3 separate regions of the Mus musculus genome follow, and regions 2 and 3 are each linked to region 1. The links are chromatin loops, found by intact Hi-C in ENCODE. Cell type or tissue: left cerebral cortex. All regions are shown on one strand. Links, peaks and the distances in the headings refer to the core of each region. The heading gives the core; the rest is flanking DNA.

What was found. Peaks named below come from ENCODE experiments on the same cell type or tissue, not always from the same donor. Only the 100,000 strongest peaks of a DNase experiment are listed, where the experiment ranks them.
Region 2: it touches region 1 in a loop (1.8-fold over the local background); 17 of 42 quality-filtered maps call a loop at or near these places.
Region 3: a loop joins it to region 1, with 2.0 times the contacts of the local background. A loop is called at or near these places in 8 of 42 quality-filtered maps.

Annotation. Positions count from the first base shown.
Region 1 is chr12:102,701,882-102,709,184 of GRCm38, forward strand. It overlaps Itpk1 (inositol 1,3,4-triphosphate 5/6 kinase), which reads right to left and starts at 2,988. Exons shown (of 10, transcript NM_172584.3): 1 at 2,841-2,988. The coding sequence starts at 2,935. In left cerebral cortex, for the core only: CTCF peaks have their summits at 3,510 (motif pointing right) and 4,545; DNase peaks (open chromatin) are centred at 1,595, 1,825, 2,046, 2,278 and 3 more places; H3K4me3 peaks cover 2,471 bases; H3K27ac peaks cover 3,431 bases.
Region 2 is chr12:102,521,210-102,528,512 of GRCm38, forward strand. No RefSeq gene overlaps it. Among named protein-coding and RNA genes, the nearest start is that of Chga, 30 kb to the right of the region's middle. In left cerebral cortex, for the core only: a CTCF peak has its summit at 3,706 (motif pointing right); a DNase peak (open chromatin) is centred at 3,745.
Region 3 is chr12:102,644,158-102,651,460 of GRCm38, forward strand. All of the region lies in intron 2 of Itpk1 (inositol 1,3,4-triphosphate 5/6 kinase), which reads right to left. Among named protein-coding and RNA genes, the nearest start is that of Mir1936, 37 kb to the right of the region's middle. In left cerebral cortex, for the core only: no CTCF peak of the experiment used is centred there; a DNase peak (open chromatin) is centred at 3,852; H3K27ac peaks cover 282 bases.

The DNA of each region.
Region 1 (7,303 bases), core at 1,465-6,464:
AGCCAGAACATATTCCTGTACTTGGGAGGAGACACCAAGGAGGGGTGGGAATAAACAAGGCCTCTGGAAACAGGTTAGTTCAAAGCCCATCGGCTGGCTAGCCAGAGGCCCCATGCTATCAGGGCACATATTTAAAAGGTTGGCTTTTGTACCTGCCTATGATAGGTAGGGCACCTGCCAGGAATTGGCTCCAACTGCCTATGGAAGGGCCCTGCGCACTCTCCTCAGAAAAAAAACAGAACCTGGTACACTGCAGAGGGCATAGCTTGACCTCAAAAAGGAAAGCATCCCTAGAGACAATTAGCAACAGCTGGACATTAGCAAGGGTAAGAGTGACTGAAAGGGGAGGTCAAGGTCTCAGGGATGGACTGGGAGCTCTTAATGGAAAGGAGACATATGGACCATGCTCTCTCTGGCACCCGCGACCCCACCCCCACCCCCGGTCTGTAAATCCAGTGAGATGAATCCCTGCGAAAGGATTTTTACAAGGCCCGACCATCAGCTAAACCACTCATCCCAGGGCAGTTGAGCAGTCCTCATGGATGCACATTTGGAGCACAGTTCAAGTCATTTCCCAACATCCCTGGCCCTTTTTGTCAGGAAATTCACAGACAATTCACCATCCATCAATACACGAGCACTGCACCCCCAGCTTCTGAATGTCAAGAACAGGACGACGCCCATTCACAGGGTCTCCGGGGCCACTTAGACCACTCCAGCATTCACAATAAACAAAACACAGTGGAGGGGGGTGGGGGGAGGGGTCACTATCTCAACAGTTGTTTAGTTAACAATGTGGCCACCAGGGGGCTCTGTCCTGAAAGTGAAGAAGCAACAGAAAAACTCTTTCTGGTGTTTTCTTTTCCTTCTTAAGCTTCAGCTACAAAGCATCGAAAGCTATACTAATAAAAACGCACAGTAGGATTCCTGAGCTGCTGGAACGGCCCAGAGACTTTCTGCCATCCCTCCGAAGCCAACACTTGGGCAAAGGAAGGCAAGTAGACCTTGAATTCAGCCACCCTTCCTGAGAAATGAATGCTCAATAAGATTTCCGCACCCCGGGTTCCCTGAGACCCCCACCCCCACCCCGCGCCTCTTTAAAGGAGGGAGGGCCCACAGGAAGGGCAAGCCAACCGGCAGGTCTGGGAGTCGGTCCTCAACCCTTAAGTCTCTGCTAGGAGTCTTCTGCTACAGCCTGCTAATTACAGAATAAAGCACACCAGGCCAAGGACAAGCCTCGGGTATAGATAAAGGGTGACACAAACCCAGATTGCTATCAATAACAAGGATGCAAGGGATGAACTGGGGTTTCCCAAGAATTATTTGACAGCAGGGGGAGCTGTGGTCCCCTCAAGTCAGAACTGGACTTCCAGAACACGACAGAGGGGCTTCTCCAAATTTTTCTGCTGTCTAGGGCAACCTTTTCAGTGTGTTTATTTATGGTACAAACGTCCAACTGTCCTTTAAAAAAAAAAAAGTTCCATAAGCCCTGGGCTTTTCCAAAGCTCTGGCTCGAGTTCCTCTTGATTTTCTTGTGAATTCTGGGCTGCACTGAACGCCCTGCCGACCGTGAAAAGCCTGCTTTCTCCTAAGAGGCCTGTCTGGGAGACTCAGCCAAACCCACAAGGGAACTATAAGGGGCGCAGAACCAGGGCCCCCTTATAAATAGGCATTATCCCATCCAGTTGTGGTCAAGGAGGGCCTGTAAGGCTTGCCTGGGGCAGAGAAGCAGCAGGCTCTTGGACAGCCATGAGGGGCAAGGCAGTGCTGCCAGGGCGGCCTCTATGTGCCAGCTCAGACTGCTAACTAACCCCTGTGCACCAAGGGATAATGGAAGCCCAACTGTTCAATTCTCCAAAATTCGGGGCACCCACCAGGGATGGAACTACAAGTGAAGTCCATTTTCAAAAGTCAAATCTACTAAGTGAAAAGACTACCTAACAAAAGGTTTCCACCCGGAGTTTGCAAAAGGCTTCGGGGATGGGGTGTGGGGGCTGGATTCTCTTAGGCTTTCATTGAGAAGCTGTAACCAATAGCTCTGCGGAGAGGCAAGGCACACCTGACTCTAGGAACCCAGCACTTCTGTAATGTATTAAGAGCAAGCTCCATCAAAGCCCTCGGTCTCTGCCACTGAAGCACCAGCGCAGGGAGAACGAGGTGCTCAGCCGGAATGGCAGAAGACAATTCTACCCTACGTGGGTCCACCCATCACTTTCTATGCTCTGCCACTCCTTGGCCCTGGGACTACAAGGCAGGTACCCCACCTCTCTGCTGGTAGGTGTCCCTCTTCTAAGACACGTGGCCCAGAATCACCATCCTGGCTAATTTGCGAGGCTGCTGCGAGGCTCTAATGAGACAGCAAATCACCACAGACAAGCCAAGTATCGCTACTCATTTCAACTGGGCTTAAGCCGGCTGATATGCAATGACAGCTTCAGGAGCCGTGCACACGCGAGGCACGTAGTAGGCTCCACACAAACGCCGGTATCCTGCTCTACTAAGGGGAAGAAGAGGGAGGAAGAAAAACACACCAGTCCAAAAGTACCCTCTAACCCCTGACTGCTGGCGTGGACTCCCCGATTTCCCGGGTCCCACCACCCTGGACGGCCAGGGATCTCCCGGCACGACCCCAGTGCACCTGAGAGCCGCGGTCCGAACCCAACGCCCACAGCGGCCACGCTCCCCTCGGACACAGCCCGCGGCCCCCCGCGGCCACCTTGCTGCTCCGAACCAGCCCTCAGCGCGCGCCGCTCCTTCCCGGGTCGCCGTCGTCTGCCCCGCGCCCGCCGAGGGTAACCAGGCTCGGGCCGCGGGGGTCCCCAAGCCGCGTCCCTCCTCACCTGCACAGCTCCGCGAAGGCCTGGAAATTGAGCTTCTTGACTTTCTTCTCGCTCAGCCAGTAGCCAACTCTCTTCCCTTTCAGGAAGGTCTGCATCTTCTTCCTCCTCGGCCCGGGAGCCTGGGTCCGGAGGAAATTGCCCACAGGCCGAGCGTGTGGGGCCGGCGCGCGCCGCGAGCGTGCGGGCACCTCCTCCGGCGGCGGCGGCGGGGACGCGGAGCGGGCTTCAGCGCGCGGTCCTACCGGGCGGGGCGGCGGGCGGGGCGGGCCGGGGCGGGGCGGCGGCTGGGGGGCGGAGGCTCAGCGCGCCGCGCCACTGGCTGGGCCCCGCGGGTGGGCGCGCCCCGCCGCCGCCCCGCCCCCTCCGCCCCGCGGGGCTCGCCCGCGCAGGGACGTGCGCCCCGCAGCACCGTGCGCCGCTCGAGGACTCTAGGGATCCCGGGCCGCCGCCCGAGACCGCACCCGAGCCTCGAGCCCGAGCTGGAGCACGCCCTCCCGCGGCGAGGGTTCGCCCGCGCGTGCCTCTCGGACGCGCGGGGACCCCCTCGGGGAGCGCGCCGCCGTGTCCCCCGCCCTTCCTGCCCCAGCGCCCGCGCACACGCCACGCACACGCGGGGCCTGGGGCAGAGCTCCCGGAGGAGGAAGCGCCGGTTACCGCCAGGGGGCGCCAATGAGTCTTAAAGGCGCCGCCGCTAGTGGCGGGGTGCTGGATGGTGGCCAGGGCAGAGTGGGGTGAGGGAGTCGTGGTGTGGGCGCCTTGTGTCTATCTTGGAGGGCGGCCAAACCACTGGGCTTCGTTGCTCCTTGGCAGCACAGCGGGGATTGCCCCCAGAGGCAATTCGTTGCAATTGTCCTGTACTATCTCCACAACTGCCCCAGGTTCACACTCTGGGGTCCCTTTCAGCGGAGGGAGAGAAGCAGCCAGAGTGCACATAGCATCTTCAGGAGAGCCTTTTCTTTGCTAGGTGAAGGGACGTAGCTCGGCGTCTGACTTAGTGCTTTGGATCCTCTGAGCCACCTGCTCTACCCCGGCCTATGGGACAGTACTTAGCATTCCAGCCATCTCCAGCCTATGCTTTAGGCATTGGGAGGAGAAATTGGAGGCTCTCCCCAGACACAGACAGGGAAAAAAAAATGGGTTCCCGTGTGTAAAGAAAGACATTTTATCTGGCTTTGGAAATAAAGACAATTTTTGAAGATCTGAGATGAGAAAAGGCTTGAAGAAATGAAAGCTGTTAGTAAAGTGACAGAAACGGGCCTTGACCAGACTTGAGGAGTTACACCAAGTCCCTTTTTCCGGCTTAGATCCTGACCTTGGGCAGTGTCCTTGGTCCCCCTTGGTTCAGTTTTAGCAAGAAACCTCCTGAGTCAGAAAAGTTCGCCATCCCTGGTATCAGATCACTGCGGCCTGTCTGCAGTAAGAATGCTGTCAAGTGGGGCTGCTGAGATGGCTCAGCTGGTAAGGGTACTTGTGGCCAAACCTGACAACGAGAGTTCTATTCTCCACAGCGTAGATGGAGAGAACTAAGTCCATGTTTTCCTTTGACTGACACTCATGCTGTGGCATATACACACACAAATAAATAAATGTAAATAATAATAATAATCCTGTCAAGTAAATTGAGCCAGAATCCCAGGAGCCCTGGTGGTTTTGCTCAGAAATTCTCCACCCACAGATGTTCCACTCTGCTCCTTGGCAGTGACTTCCCATCTTTCCTTGTTGCCAGAGTGGAGCTCAGTTGCTCCCCTACTGTGGAGCCTGGGTGCTTCTTTAAATAAGATCTAGTGAGTTTAATTTTTCTTTAATTGGAGAAAAGGATGGAAGAGGATTAGAGAACCCACATGGCTCTGGAAAGCAGGGACTTTGTATCCTGGACCATGGAAGCCAGAAGACAAAGTGTAACTGCACCCATTCAGCTCTGTGCCTGAGGAAGATCGCTTCTGTGGAACATCATGGCCAACCTAGAACTGAGAGAAGAAATGGGGACCGGAAGTCCAAGAAGGTGAAAAGAAAGGGGTTAGGGAGCAGACGATGGCCAGTGCCTCACTGCTGAAGTCAACAGTAGAAATTCCCACACCCTGGCACAGGCTGTGGGTTTCTCTGGAGTTGTGTGTCTGGGTGGTTCAGGATCCCTGCTGGAGTTCCTTCCTTCCTTCCACACAAGCAGGGAACCCAGGGTGTGGCGGGGTAGTGCCGGCCTTGTAGTCCCAAGATGAGTAAGGCAGAGACATACAAACCATTGAGTCCTGGAGCATGTGATGAGAGCCATGTGAGTCCTGCCTCTGAGTGACTTGAGACTATGACATTGAAAGACAAGTAGGAGTTTGGGGTTAGGGGCACCTGTCTAGATGAAAGCTGAGAGAGTTCAGAGGGTGAAAGGGCAGGAAGGGTAGACTATGAGCCAAGGAGAAGAGCGGGATAACCAAAGGGATGTGGGGGGAAGACTAGGGGGCTGGCTGGTGACTGAGACAAGTTATTCTGTTGCTTTCATCTGTAAATTGGGCAGGAAATGCTCCACCTGGAGTTTCCCAGAGGACGGAACACGCTAGTCAGGACCTCGCCTTCAGGGCAAGTGAGTTCAAGGTCCGAGAAGTTCCGGGGCTCACCGAAAATCCTTCAAGACCCAGCCTCAGGGCTTGTTGTATTCTGATCACTTTGGAACGGAAGTGATCAAGGACCCACTGACTGCTGGGTAACTTAGCAAGTCCCTACCTAGCCTTTAGTGCCTTGGATCCTCTGTTCTAACTGAAGAGAAGGTTGTGTTTGTGCAAAAGCACTTCAGGATACAGAAGACTGATGGTTGTGCTGTCTAAAAATGTGCTTAAAAAAAAAAAAGACCCCTAGTCTATCTCTTCTCAGCCTCCTCCACCCTCCATGTGGGAAAGAGGATGTTGGGCTAGAAGCACAGAGATAAAGATTTGAACAGGTACCTGAGGTAGACACCATAAGGAGGTGATATTTGAACAAAAGTTCAGCAAGGGGAGTGGGCATGTCACACAGATACCTGACTGAGGTGAGGCTGAGGAACAGCAAGAACTTGGGTCTGATGTCAGCAAGGGGCAGTGAAGAGGTAGGCTGGAACAGAAAGAGCTGAGGAGAATATGGCGGGGGTTGGGGGGTGCCAAATCACAGAGGGCACCTCTTAATGTAAAGGAAGTCTCATGATTGACAACGGGACCTTGCCTGGTTTTACTCAGATCACCTGGCTACTGTCTTGAGACCCTGTCAGGGAAGCAAGAATAGGGGAGAGAGAAAAACAGGAGGTTCCTGCGGCAACCCAGGCCAGTGATGACTATGGTGAAGCTGGGAAGGTAGTGAGGCACGACCAGGCTCAGGGAAGAGCTGGAAGTGAAAGCCAGTGGTGTCGGCTATGAGCAGTACGTGCAACTGCAAACGAAAGAGAAGGCATACGTGTTCTGGATCCCGGCCTGAATGACTGCAGAATGGAGTCACCAAGTATGTAAGACAGGGAAACAAAAGGAGGCACCGGTTTGGGGCCTCAAGTCAGGAGTTCTACCAGCTATTCAGTGGAGAGAGCCGGCACGAAAGCCATCCGATGAAAGAGGCTGTAGTTCGGCCCGTGACTCAGGCTGGAGATAACATCGAGACGGGTGGCGTGAGTGTTGAGATGTTACTTGGAGCCACAAGACTGGATGAGATCACCTAGGGTGTAAGAGCAAGCAGAGGAAAGGTCAAGGATGGAGCCGAGGCACGGTTCAGAGGCCAAGAGGAACGGAGGAACCAGCAAAGCAATGAAGAAATAAAAGGAGAGCTGAGAGAGAACTGGGTGCAGCCCAGGCAGCCACTGCTGGCAGAAGGGGGCCACCAGCTGGAGAGCAAAGGGACTGAGGGTGACCCTGGAGCTTAGGGCAGGAGGGCTAGTGTGACACTTGGAAGGGCAGGTATCAAAGTATCTCTCAGATATGGGATTTCAAAAAGGAAAAACCTGGGGCTGGAGAGATGGCTCGGTGATTAAGAGTGCTGGCTGCTCTTCCAGAGGACCGAATTTAATTCCCAGGACCCACATGGCAGCTCACAGCTGTCTGTAACTCTAACTCCAGGGTTTCTGACACGCTCACACAGGCATACAGGGAGGCAAAACACCAATGCATGTAAAATAAACATTAAAAAAAAAAAGAAGAAGAAGAAGAAAGAAAAACTTGCCAGGCATGGTGGTGCACACATTTAATCCCAGCCTGGTCTACAAAGCAAATTCTATGATAGCCATGGCTACACTGAGAAACCCTGTCTCTAAAAACCAAAAAGAAAAAAGAAAAGAAAAGAAAACCATCGAGTATAATAGAAAGTCTGAGAGGCTTTCTATAGAAAAATGGAAGAGGGGCTGGTGAGATGGCTCAGTGGGTAAGAGCACCCGACTGCTCTTCTGAAGGTCCAAAGTTCAAATCCCAGCAACCACATGGTGGCTCACAACCACCCGTAATGAGATCTGATGCCCTCTTCTG
Region 2 (7,303 bases), core at 1,157-6,156, 180 kb before region 1:
TACAGACATAAACTACACACTTCTCTTTTGAGACAGGCTTTCACTATGTTGCCGTGACTGGCTTGGAACACACTCTGTAGATCAGACTGGCCTGGAACTCACAGAGATCCACTCCTCTCTGCCTCCTGAGTGCTGGGATTAAATGTGTGTGCCTCCATGCCTGGCATTACAGATATGATTTGAGATTTACAAAACACTCTCAAGAGCAGTGCGTGGGAGCAGCACACAACGACCACTCACCTGCTTCTCCTTCAGCCCCTCTCCCAGGTAGATGGTAGGTAGCCATCATAATCCTTTACCCTGCACGAGTTCAAGGCACAATTTCCTAATGACCTCTTACATAACCATTGTACAACTACAACAACAATCAGGGACTTAGCCTTGATCATAACCCACAATCCAAAACTGACCAAGGAGGCCCTTTGTTTTACCCTCACCTAGGTTTAATGCATTTTCCAACTTGAAAGACCCAAGATGGATCTTGGTTTCATTTCTGGCAAAGCTAAATATTTCTTCTGATTTGACCTTGCCCCATGCTGCAGGCTGAGCCCAGTACTAGCAAGCAGTCCACTAGCTAAATCCCCCCTCCCCGTCCCTCTTCTGCATAGTTCCATTAGGTATTCTTTACACACTGCCGGCTGGTTTCCTTTGCACACGGCCCACTGTGTCCGCTCTCCTTTTCCCTCCTGGCTTTCACCCAGCACATTAGTACTCGTTAGTACTCGGACTTGACTTGTATAAACAGCCCTCAAAGCCTGAAGAGGGGGACGACCGCTGCCCTGGCCCTGGCCCCTCAGGTCAGCCTCTTGCCAGGGTTTTGAAATATCACAGTTGTCTGCTTCAAGCCAATACACCCCACCTGTCCTTCCAAGCCCCGCAGAGCACAAGCCAGTGATTCCTGTTTGGGTTCAATATTTCCTGCAGGATCTGACATTCTGCCAGCCCGGTTCTGTTTCCAAGAGGCCACCTGCTGAGTGTCAGAGTGGTCAGCAGCCCCGAGGTTGCTATTGATCAGTGTCTGCGGCAGCCACGTCTGGTGTCCCAGGCCTGATCTATCCTGGGGGAGGACTGTGGAACATAGGAAAGTTCCCATAGTGCCTGCAGGGACAGGCTAGTCCCTTTAGCAGGGCTGTGGGGAGACTTCTCTTCAGAGGGAGAGAAAATGCTGAATCAATGCCCTCAAAGCCACGGGCAAGTATGAGCTCTGCCAGGGCCACCAGAACACACTGTCACTGTCCTATTGCTACGTTGTATACAGGTTTTTATTGAATTAGTTATCACTCTTTCCAGGAGTCATAAAAAGGAAAAGATAAGAAAAATGAAATTCTCTGTTTAACTTGGCTCTTTTGTACCACATTTCCTCCTCATTTCTGTTGGGATAAATATTAAGTTCACAGGGGCTGAAGAGACAGCTCAGTGCCCAGTGGTGAAGAGCATTGGCTGCTTTTCCACAGACTGGGCCTCAACTCCCAGCACCTACACAACAGCTCATAACCATCTGTAACTTCAGTTCCTGAGGTGACACCCTCCTCTGGCTTCTGTGGGTACCAGGCATGCGCACGGTGCACAGACACACGTACAGACAAAACACCCATATGCACAAAAAAGTCAATAAATATTTTAATGTACAAACTATAAACTACAGTTAAATACGTAAAGTTAGTGGAAAATAGACTTTAAAAATCCCTACATAGTTATCATAAGAAGTTCTGGTCTCATCCACAGCACCAGTCCCACCCCTTTTTCAGGTTATTATGGGATACTTTTTTTTTTTTTTTTTTTTTTTTTTTGAGACAGGGTTTCTCTGTGTAGCCCTGGCTGTCCTGGAACTCACTATGTAGACCAGGCTGGCCTCAAACTCAGAAATCCGCCTGCCTCTGCCTCCCAAGTGCTGGGATTAAAAGCGTGCGCCACCACCGCCTGGCTATGGGATACGTTTTATGTGTCATGTGCTTTATACTGTAGTCTATACCTACAAAAGCACTTGTATGTTTTAACATCATAGCTCTCCTACAGATAGCAAATGTTTCTTTCTTCCCTTTCCTTTCCTTCCTTCCTTCCTTTCTTTCTTTTGGCTCTTTGTATATTTTAGATATTAATCCTCAGTCAGATGCCTGCCTAGCAAAGATTTTTTTCTCATGATAGAACTTTCTTTTTCATTTAAATTTATGTACATTGCTACTTTGTCGGCATATATGTCTGTGAGAGGATATTGGTTCCCCTGCAACTGGAGTTACAAACAGTTGTGAGCTGCCATATGGGTGATTGGAATTGAACCCCAGTCCTTTGGAAGAGCAGTCAGTGCTCCCAACTACTGACACAGGAATTCCAGTCAAATCCTTCTTTTCCTGTAGTTAGTTTGCCAAGCCAGCACCTAAGCAAGGCCTATACTTGTATTTGCTTATCTAAGGCCATCATCACAAATGTCCCTCAAGTCTCATAAACTGAAAATCTTCAATATTATTAAACAATAATTTACAAATAAGGGTCAGAGAGGTGGCTCTGTGGGCAAAGTGCTTATAGCTCAAGTCTGAGGACCTGACTTCACTCAAGTCTGAGGACCTGATTTCGGACTCCCAACACTCACATAACAAGCCTGATTCTGCAGGGTATGTAGGGAAGAAGGTAGTGTGGAAGAGGGTGGGTCTCTGTGGCCCTCTAGCCAGCCAGTCTAACCATCAGTGAAGTCCAGACTCAGCTAGAGTCTTTGAAAAGAAAGAATAAACCAGCGGGTGTGGTTTCAGAGTTCAGAGTACCTATTGCTCTCAGAAGACCTGGGTTTGATCCCAGCATCCCAGCACCCATGTGGAGTGGTTCACAACTGCCTATAACTCCAGCTCCAAGGGATCCAATGCTCTGTGTTGACCTCTGCAGGCACTGTACACACACACACACACACACACACACACACACACACACACACACACACACACACGGAAGTAAGACACTAAGATTTGTGCCTTAACTAGTCTACATTATCTCTCCCTCATTATACACACACACATATTATGTATGTATGTGTATATATATATATATATATATATATATATATATATATATAGGCTTGGAGAAGAACTAGAAGTGACTGGAGAGTGTGGACATAGGGGTGAGCATCAACAGACTCAGCTCTGTTATTGGCCCATGGGTGAGCAGATGTGAATACAGATGTGAATACATCATAGTTGTTTTGGTAAAAGGGGAAGTGTAGTGACAGACAGGAAGTCTCAGGGTTCCTCCATGAAGGCTACTTGTTGATGTGAGTTGGCTCTAAGGCTCCGGAGGAGCAGCCCTGGGGTGGGAGTGGGAGGTAGACAGGCTCAGCCCGCCCATCACTCTCAGAGGCTGCTGGCTTTGCTGGTACAAAGACTCTCTAGATCTCCACATGACGGCAGTCAGACCCTGGAATGGGCCCCAGGAAGCTGGCCGGATTTGCAGACTTCTCATGGAGTTTAGATCCATCTGGCTGCTGGTCACATTACTGAGCTTCTGTCCCTAGGTCCTCCAATGAATGGTGGTTCTGTCGTCAGGAAGGCCAGAGACACTGAGGCAGACTGCCCAGCATGCATCACAGGGCCTAAAATTCACCCAACCTTTCCCTCCCCTTTCTGTTTTGATCTCTGCTTCTCTTCTTTCTTCTTTCCACTCTCTTCCAGTTTGGGGGGTTTATCTCCCTCTATAATAAGCAGTTTTGTAACTTTTTTTCAGTACACTAGGGGGAGCTACTATGTAACAAAACCCGCAGGGACTTGGCCTTGGCCCCGGCAAAGGCGGTCCTCTGGTCTGGGAACTGCAGGGAAGGATCCCGTTCCTTACTGCAGGGTTTCATAGAGCAGAGCCTATCCTTTGGGTTGACTGAGAGGAAGAGCTCAGGAGACCTGGATTCAAACCTGCCTCTGCCATCCTAACCGGGAAGACCTCCTCTCCTTCCTGGCCGGGCTAGGAGAGAGTTGGTTTGGGGCAATATTTAGTGCTGGGGCTGTGACTCTAAATCCTGACCCTGTCACCTATCTACTGTGTGATCACGGAGGGGTTGCTAGACCTCTCTGAGCCTCCTTCCAGAGGGCACCAAAGTAGAACAACTATGTTGCTCTTGGCACAGAGTCTGGGGAAGACAAGTGTTCAATAGATTCAACGGTATTGCTGTTTATGAGATAAGCTGGCACAGGTAACTGTTTCCCTCCTAAGTCCGAGGCCTGGGGAAAGCTTCTAAGTTTGTGTTTATAGCCTGTGAGGCAGTTATAGCTTAAGAATGGAACTCTGTATGTGGGGATATTATAAATACTATAATAATAACTATAAATATCATAGTTTCTATAATAAAAGTACCCGCCCCTCCCTCCCAATGACACAGACTTTGCTGGTCCCTGCAAGATGGCTGGAGTGCCCAGTTCATCGTGTAACCATGACAACTTCTTATGGTATCTGAGCTGGTCCTCATTGAGCTGCTTAACAAAAGAGAAGTGATCATACTGGTGTGACCCAACTGCAGATGCGTAAGAGAGACAAGGTGGTCGGTCCCAGGCAGGCTTGTGGGTCCTGGCACTGTGAGGTCCCGTGTGTGGAGAGGCACTGCACAGCCACTGGGTCTGTGAACAGACTAAAGCCTGTCCCTGACTATTGGGTAAGCGGAAAGGAGCCAGCAGCTTCTTTGACTAAGGCCTATGCTTAACTCAGGGCCAGATAAAATAGGTTCTGGATGTTTCTGCTAACGTGAGATCTCTGCCACAAAAGGAACCACAGCCCGCGAATCATCCCACATTCCCTGATGTACTGCAGGGGAGGGCACCCACTCTCCTGTTTCTGTAATCTTCCCTTGAGCCCTAAACGGCTTGTCAGCTGGACCCGGGGTCCCCAGAGCTGCTGGTGTCTCCATGGCTGGACCTGGAAGACGGTCACCCTGCATGGCTGGATGAGGCAGGAAAGCAGGGTGCTGGTTTCCAGAGAGGACAATGAGTTTATGATCAGACCAGGACAAAAACAGGAATGAGTTAGAGATAGAAATGATGAAGAAAAGCCTCGGGGACCTCGGGGGACAGAACAGAAAGAAACAAAAATGGCGGGAAGGTAATGCCAGGAGAAAAGGCTGAGACGTTTGCGATGTAGGGAATAAAGAAGTAAGTCTTTAAAGTGAAGAAGCCTAAGGAGCCTTGAGCAGGAAAGATGGATAAGCCCACATTGGACACACTGGAGAGAAACTTGCCTCATCTGAAACACGAGAGATCATTAAAGCGCCGGCAGAAAAGACAACTAATATACAAAGGAAACCAGACTTTCAGCACAGCAATGCAAACTGGGACACTATTTTATAATCTCATAAATATAATCGTTCACGATCGTTTGAGGTTCTGGAGGGAACTGTTTAGTCCTCGGCAGGTGCAATATCTCAAATACAAGTTGGGAGAATAAAGACCAAGAGAGCTGTCACTGACCCATGTTGGAGACAGGCTGAAGGACAGCCCACATTGAAGTACAGGCCAGGAGGGAAAGCTAACTGCTTTTTACTCCCCTTTGTCTTGCAGAGACAGGCTCTGGTGTAGCCCAGGCTAGTCTCAGGAGTGTCAGAGGGAAGAGGGATAAAATATAATGTGGTGGAATTTGGAAGAAGGAAGTCATGAGTTAAGAAATTCAGAGAGTTCCAGAAGCTGGGAAGAGGAGGGCAATGGGTCCTCACCAAGAGCTTCCAGAAAGAACACAGCCCTTAGGTTGGCTCAAGGAGATCCATTTTGAACTCTGACCTCCAGCACAAAAAGTGATACATTGTGTTGATTTAGATGAGAAAGTCTATAGTACTTAGTTACTGCAGCTAACAGGAAACTGACACAGACCTAAGGATGGACCCTGGGGAGAGCAGAAAACCCAGAAAACTTATCTTTTCCAGAACAAAGGAGTTGCACTGGGTTATTATACTTTTGAAACTCCTTTACCCAGAAGAAAATGTCCTTTCTGTTAGTGTAACTCATTGTTTCTGTGGTGGATGGTAATTCACTAGCTTAACACCTGATCAAATGAGGGGACCACTTCATTTTAAGCTACATTTTAAGAGAACCCCACAGCTGCTCACTATAAAAAAGCAGCAGGAACATAAAACCCGAGGTGTTTACTCTTCGCCATGTTAAGCAATTTTCTTACATTGTTAATTTTTAGGGCTGTTAAAGACAGCTTTTAGTGAGTACAAGTATTTCTTGAGAGGTAGAGGGTTGGCTCAGTGCTTAAGAGGGCTTGCTGCGCTTCGGAGGACTGGAGTTCAGATCCTAACACTCTCGTCCCTAGGACTTCAGCTCACCAAGGAGTCCAACAGCCTTTTCTGGCCTCTGCGGGCATACACACATCCATGTAAATGAAAATGTTTAAAAATATCCTGGGCTTCATTCAGAAAGAAGACAGTGAGTTAACATCTTTTTTTTAAAAAGTATGCTCGAGCCAGAGAGATGGCTCAGCGGTTAAGAGCACTGACTGCTCTTCCAGAGGTCCGGAGTTCAAATCCCAGCAACCACATGATGGCTCCCAACCATCTGTAATGGGATCTGATGCCCTCTTCAGATGTGTGGTGTGTCTGAGGACAGCTACAGTGGACTCATGTACATAAAATAAATAATTCTAAAAAAAAAAAGTATGTCTTCCTGCCTTATCTCTAGCCAATAGATTACACAGGGAGAAGCAGGCTGTCAATCATCCTAGAGCACAGTCCTTTGTCTCAGCTCAGGTGAGACTTGTGATAGCTGTGCCTCTGTCTCTCGTGCCCTTCCTGTGTTCCGTGGCTGTCTGAAATTCTGAGTATAGTTGCTGGTGTCAACCCTCAGGGCTGGGAGGGATTAGCTCAGAATAAACAAACCATTTGCAGTGTGTGCAGGCTATGCTGTGAATAGCATGCAGGCCCAGGTTCTTTTTTTACAACACGAAGTGCAATTGTGTCTTTAGAACAGGAAACTGACCCTAGCAATAGAGTCCGGGTAAAGGGCTGCATTAGTCAGGAAGGAGGATGAGAAAGCAAGATTCAGGCAGAGGGACTGTCATGTGCAAAGGGCCTGTGGCTAGAAAGAGGCTTACGAGCACTGAGGCATGAAAATGTGTTTTGCATGGCAAATGGTGGGTGGGCGTTGTGTGGAAGGGAAGCAGCCAAGGGTGAAGGAGGACTTTGGATCCTACACAATGTGCTCGAGTTCATCCCCCCCACATAGTAAAGAAACATGGACGCACCATGAGCAAGAGAGAGGCAGACCTGTGCTCCATGCTCTGAACCTGGGAGCTGAAGGAAAGACAGTTCTAGTGCCTCTCTAGTCATTTTACACACCACGCTGGAAAC
Region 3 (7,303 bases), core at 1,157-6,156, 58 kb before region 1:
ACTCTCAAGATGGGGTACCTTGTACACAGCAAGTGTTATTCTAAAATCCTAGGGGTTCAGCTTCTAGGACGTGAGCAACAGAACTCACCAGGCTGGCCGGGGTAACAACGGGCCTCACTTGAATGCTTCTATGCAGCTCAAAGAAAAAAAGCAGGAAGCCAGAAGAGGCCTGCTCAGAAACCTGGCCCTACTCAGAAGCCCATGGCCCAAAGGTATGTAAAACCATCCCCAGCAGCAGCCAGTGAGGCCCATCACCCTGCCCAAGCCAACCAGTGTCCACCATTCTTCACCTACAAGTTTCCTGCTCTGTAGAGACACCATGACAGGCATCCTGATGAGCCTGCCGAAAACGAGGTCCTGTGTGTCTGCCTCTAAGGCTAGAAGGGGAAAAATATCTAGACTACAGAAAAGAATCCTTGCGTATAAACTGGGAGGGGTCAGATGCTAGGAACCCCTCAAATACAGTGCACTTCTACTACAATCCTTGCCCCTGTCCTCTAACCTTAAGCTCCTGGGAGCAAGACTCTCATCTCATTGCATCTGTGTCCCCCACTGCACTGAATGCTACAGGTGCCTACCAAGTGATAACAACGATGTCACCCACCCCACACAGTCCTGAAGTACTTCGCTGAACCCTCATGGAGCTAATATCTGTCTCTCTCATGCGCTGGGCATGGTAGCACACACCTCTAATCCCAGCATTTGGGAGGTAGAGGCAGGCAAATCTCTGAGTTTGAGGCCAGCCTGGTCTACAGAGTCAGTTCTAGGACAGCCAGGGCCTCACAGAAAAACCCTGTCTCAAAAAAATTAGAATAAAATAAAAAAAAAATTTCTCTCTCTTTATAACACCCAATACAATAGTAGGGCTAGTTAGTCATTTCCCCAGTTAAGGATTTAACCTTCTAAGAATGCAAATACTTGTCCTGGATCTCACAGTAACAACCCAAGCTTCAAACACAGGCAACAAAAAACAGACACCCTTTTCTACTCTGCTACTCCCAGTCACTTTCTGTTCATCTGTGGCTAGTAACAAACACAGGCCCTCTTCCTCCCAGCCAAGCAATTCCAACCTAGATGCCCGGGTGACCTGATACTACAGGGACGCTCATTTTCAGGTCCCCTGTGTGCAGTCGTGCAGTCTCACCATTTTGTAAGAAGTTAATATAAAACACACACACACACACACACACACACACACACACACACACACACACACACTGGACAGGACAAGAGAGAGACAAGGCTAGGAACAGAAACAAGACGAGCTGGGCCCTGACAGCATGGAGGCAAAAATCCAAACTCAGACCGGTGCCTTCTCCATCTCCCACTGGGGCTCAGGAACAGAGGCAGGAGCTGGTGGTCACAGCAGGGTCTCCTTTCCCCTGGGAGGAACAGAACTTCAGTGCTCTCTCAGATTTGACTTCAAGTGCAAACTCTCATGCATTCCATGGCTAGCTTCCCACCGAAGCCTACATTTTGAGGGAAACCTTTCTGAAGCGTCTTGGCATCAGCTTAAATATTGACCTAGGATGACCGAGTGGGCCACAGGTGAATTAAGAACACAAAGGCGTGCGTGAAACAGGGGCTCAGTAGATCATACAATTGGGGTGCAAGGTTGCAAATCTACCCCAGTATGCACAAAAAGGGTCTGTGCTTACTCTTCTGACTACTCTAAAACTCCCAACACCCACACAGTCATTCCACTGACCACTTTCTCATTTAGGGGCAACTTTCAATAGGAAATCCATGTACATCTGGCACACAGGGAATGATATCTGGGTGCAAAATGCCCCCTCCCAGATGAACAAAGGGCACCAGAAGGATGTGCCCACACATGGACTGTGTGTGTGCCCACACCTGGGCAGCCTCAACTAAGCAGTAGGCGGTAAGTCCCATCTGGGGCTCAATGGAAATCTGCCATCTGTGACCAACGAACCACAGGGCTGAAGGGCTGATGAAGCGGGGTCCAAGCCACAGAAGTGTGCAGAAGAAGTTCCAGGGGGCACCCTAAGCCACAGCCTCTCTTGACCCCACAGCAGAGAGCTGGTGTCATGACTGAGCCCTGCAGGGAACTTGATCAAAGTTCTTGTTGCATTGCTTGCTAGTTCTTCTTCCTCTCTCAGTGGCCCCAACATGCACCTTGCTACTACCATCCTGGTTGCAGCTCTGCTCCTTAGGTATTTCTAGCCGCCAAGTCTGCTAACCCATACTCATGCCCACACCCAAGTATCCGTCAAATGAAAAGCCGCCTCTGTCAATCCCAGATCCTCAGCTACAGGCACTGTGGGGAGTAATCAGCCCCCACTTCCCTCTTCTGCTGCCTCTCTGGAAGTCAGAGCCAGAGGCTCCAGGGGAGCCTCAAAAGACCCAGAGAACACCAACTTGAAATGGCCACAGCAGACATGGCCAGGAAGTTGGCAAGGGCAAGAACAGAGCAACTTGTTCACCTGCTGGCAATGAATTTAAAGAAAAATGTAAAAAACGTTTGGTAGGACTCCATCTGAGTTTCCAGTCTGTCATAGTCCAACCCCTTCTGCACAGAAAGGGGAAGCTGAGGCCCAGCCAAAAGGAAGGGGGCAGTGACTAAGTAAGGTTGGTAATTACTGAGAAAGCCAGCATAAAAACTCAAAACCCTGGCCATCAAAGCTGAGTGCCTGCAGAAGGACTGACATCGGACAGACTCTGGGGCTGGAGTCATAGGGCCCTGCAAACACTGGACCCAGAGCCACCTGGGGTCATTCACAGTATTAAGTGACTGAGCCACCATCTGGGGGCTGTAGATCCTGGAGGAAAAGGGAAGGAGGAAGAGGAGGGGAGGAGCTGCCTAAGGCACGCCAGCTCTGCAGAGTGTGAAGAGGGGTGCGGCCTCTGTCCTCAGTCCAGCCAGGAGAGAGCCCCGCTAAGCATGAAGCCTCAGCAGTTGACTCTTGACACTGGCACCCAGAGTCCAACCCCAGATCCACCCACATTAGGCCAGGGCAGGAGCATTTAAAGACCCACCCTGGTGAGATCTACCTAACTTCAGAGCCCTAAATTCACAGCCCACACCTAGAACCTTTGCCTAAGCTGACCGTCCAGAGGCTCACAGTCCAAGTCCAACGGAAGCCCGCCAGGCATCATGGCCTCGCTAGTCATGCACAGACAGCATAGCATCTCTACCCAAAGGTAAACAGGGAGGGACCAGGTTCCTCTCTGGTCAAACCTCAAGGCTTTGCCAGTTAGTTTTTAATGCTCAGCCTCCATAGTCCCACTGAGTGCTGGACCAGGTGGCCAGCCAGGAAGCCACAGGGCCAAGTCAGTGAGGCCTTTTAATTCAGCTCCCTTGAGGCCCCCAGGGGACTCTGCTGAGGACAAGAGGGCCTGAGTTCCCCATGACTGTCCCACAAGGCTCTGCAACCAAAGGCTAGAACACAGGACACAGAAAAGCAGAGTAGACACCGTAACGCTCAAACCACGAAAGCACCAGGGTCTCTGCCTACATGTGGTCAGCGAACTGGGTCAGAGGACCAAAACTAAAGGTAGGACTTAGACCCTCTAGTTCAGATGTTTTTTGCTGTTTCAGAACTAACTTCAGAATCTAGTCTCCATCTTGGGCAAAAAAAAAAAAAAAAAAAAAAAGCCCACCTTGGGTAAGACCTGACAAAATACCCTTCCTCCTAAAAATGTTCTCACCCACTCAAAAACCTTCCGAGGCTCCCAGTGCCCTAAAATAGGACACGGTGCTCCTCCCAGCTCCCTGCCCTTACTCTCGCCTCACCACTTCCTAAAGCAGCTCACTCCTCTGGTCAGACCAGCCCACAGCCTGGGCACCTGGCCCCAGGCTCTCCACAGTGTATACAAAGAGCTCTCGGCCACCAGCCCTTCCACTGGAGAGGGTCCAAAGCACTTACACACCAATCCCTTCCTCCCCACGGTACTATGAGCTCAGCTTCTGGGACAATCATTAGCTTAGACCTGACCATTCTTGTGACCCGTGCTCAGGGTCTGAGGCATACATCAATCAGCCTGCAGGACATCAGCCCTTGCACAGGTTGGGGCTATTCCCGTTTCCTATTTTGTAGGGAAGGAACAGGCATAGAAAAATAACACTAACTCAGGGCCCAATGGTAGCACCAGGCTCTGCATGGGATGGGCCTGGTCGCAGCCTCTTCTCCCACATGTCACCCCGTGCGTTCTACATAAAAGGAAATTGTGAGCCATGTCCTTGTAACAAAGGTGATAAGGCCAGAATACAGGAAGTGGTAAGGGTGCAGAGCCCAGGTCACTTCTCAGGCTTTAGCAAGAGCTCTGGTGCCCCACCCGAGGCCTTCCACAGAGGGCTAGGTAAGAATAAGAAAATCCAAGCGCCAAATGTATCGCCAATAGAGTGCCCAACTGGAAAGGGAGAACACCTGGGTACCGGGATCTTCCCACCATCGCCATAAACTGTACCCCTGCCTCATGGCATCTTCCCTGCCTTCTGAGGTAAATGGAAAACACATCAATAAGTAAGAACATCAGTGGAGGGTCCGTCAGGTTCCAGCACTCTGGTGACATCACCTACCCAGGCTCTACTGCAACAGCACTCTTTGAAAGAACACTCATGAGGTGCATGTATACACACACACACACACACACACACACACACACACACACACACACACACACACAAACACTCTCTCCTGTGCTGGTGACCTCTCCCACTGCTGCTTCTAACAGTCCTTGAAGCTGAGGCCTGTGGGCAACTCAGTTCCCTCAGAGCGTCTTCCCCCCAATTTAAAGGCATCTAAGTCCAGGTAGATACGTGATCCAGGCTTGGCCAATGAGAATATCACATCGCATGGACTAGTGACTGACACATGTGTTGAACAGTGTCCCTCGGCAAGACAAGCTGAAGTGCTCACCCCCAGCAGCTGGGTATGTGACTGTATTTGGAAACAGGGACTTGCAAATATCATCAAGTTGAGGTCAGTCAGGCCATCAGAGTCATGCTAATCTAGGTCTCCTCAGGAAAACAAAGATGGAGGCTAGGGAGGCAGCTCGGTGGGAAAGCATTTGCCTCATGGGCACAAGCACCTGAGTCGGATTCCTCAGAACTCATGTGCTTATAATCCCAGCTCTGCGGAGGCAGGCAGGAGGCTCCCTAGCCAGCTACTTTTACCTCATTAACCAGCTACACAGGCCACTCGCAAAAGGAGGTGGCCAGCATTCCTAAGGAGAATACTCAAGGCTATATCCTCTGGCCTCAGCCTCCCCTCTGCCTCCTCCCCCCTCTCTCCGTCTCCCTCCCTGTCCATCTCCTGAAAAGCCATGACTATATAGGCCTACACACAAAAGATGGCCAAGGGAAGACAGGAAGGCAGAGACTATATAGTTCTCCGCTGCTCCAGGCCAGGACACCGTGGGACCGTATCTGTAGCTGGAGGAGGACTGACTTACTCCAGGAGGTTCTGGGCCTGTCATCACTGACTTCAGACTCCCAGCCGCGGGAGCTGACAATAAGCTTCAGTTCTTTTCAACCTCAGCTGAAAGTTACAGAACCTGCCAGATCAATCAGAGCCAACCTTACCCCAGCCAGCCCCGAGTCCCAAGCTGAGTCCTGGCTCAGGGAAGCTGATAAGCCGAGGGGATACAGTGCTGGCAGCCATCTTCTCATGACCTGGCAAGGGCTCACCCAAAGTAAGTTTCTCAGAGAGGCTGAAGAAACATTTCCAATGAGACGGTGTGCATCTTTAATGACCTGAATGAAACCCCTCTGCCCTGGCTCTAGATCTTCTCCACATCTTTTTAACGGATGCTCCCCTCGCCTTTCCAGCTATGCTCAAGATGTATGTGTGTGTGTGTGTGTGTGTGTGTGTGTGTGTGTGTGTGTGTGTGTGTCTGACGCTCAAGATGTATGTGTGTGTGTGTGTGTGTGTGTGTGTGTGTGTGTGTGTGTGTCTGACGCCCTCCAGGGCCTTCACATTTCTCATACATGGGCATAATTTTCCTCTAAAGCATGTCTAAAGGAGCCCGACACCCAGCGATCATCCATCCCCCGAAAGGACCTAAACTTTCCACACGAGCGCTAAGATCCTAAGTGCCAGGTTCTCTGTGGCCAGCAGCGTCACCCTGCCAAGTTCTGCTACAAACAGGATAACTAGTTCTTACCCTAATGATGCTTTTCAAGATGGGGGTTTCTCTGTGTAGCGCTGGCTGTCCTCTAACTCAGAGATCTGCCTGTCTCTGCCTCCTGAGTGCTGGGATTAAAGGTGTGTGCCATCACCATGGCTAGCTTGGAATTTTCTTGTAACAAAAAAATGGTTCCTCCACCAGGCAGTGGTGGCACACACCTATAATCCTAGCACTTGGGAGGCAGAGGCAGGCAGATTCTGAATTCAAGGCCAGCCTGGTCTATAGAGTGAGTTCCAGGACTATACAGAGAAACCCTGTCTCAGAAAACACACACACACACACACACACACACACACACACACACACCCCAAATAAAAACAGTTTCTCCAAGCTCAGATTGATAAGTAAAGAGGTGCTTGATTTTAAATGATGACCCAAAACAGCTTTTATCACAAAAACAAAGTTTTGGAGGTAGGTATCTCAGGTGCTTCAACAGCCTGGTGCCAGCAAAAACTGAGGATTTTTTTTCAAGTTTCCATTCTGCAATGTTTACCATGGTCGGCTTTGGTTCACATCACAGTAAACATGGCTGACTGCCACAACTCCCAACAGGGCACCTGGAAGAGAGAAGGGGATGCGTCCAAGGAGCTGTGTTTTGTTTTTGTTTTTTTTAATAAGACAGTAGATGGTCTTTATGCTACTATCTCATTGGTCAGAAGTAGGTGAAACACACCACTTGGTGCAAGGGAGACTGTCTGCATGAACAGCCGAAGCCAATCCAAAGCCGTCCAATGCAAAAAAGGGGCGGTGAAAGGTGAGGGTGAAGGCAGGCTCAGAAGCTAAGTCTACAGAGAAGAATAAGGGAATCGCCAGGCTTGGACATCCCAGCTGTGCAGGACACTGAGGAGGGTCATGAGCTCAAGGCCTGCCTGAGCTACAGTTATTGTGTACAGTTAATGAGAGCTTGCCTCAATTTTTTACAAAAGGATTTGAGGTGTAGCCCAGAGCATTTGCTTAGCATGTGCAAGGAAGGTCCTGGGTTCAATCATTCACACTGAAAAAGCAAGCAAGCAAGCAAGCACGCAAGCAAGCATGCAAGCAAGCAAGCACACAAGCACACAAGCACGCAAGCAAGCAAGCAAGCAAAAAAGAGTGAGAGTCGACTCGACCCTTGAAATCCTTAAAAAAAAAAAAAAAAATCACTCTGTAG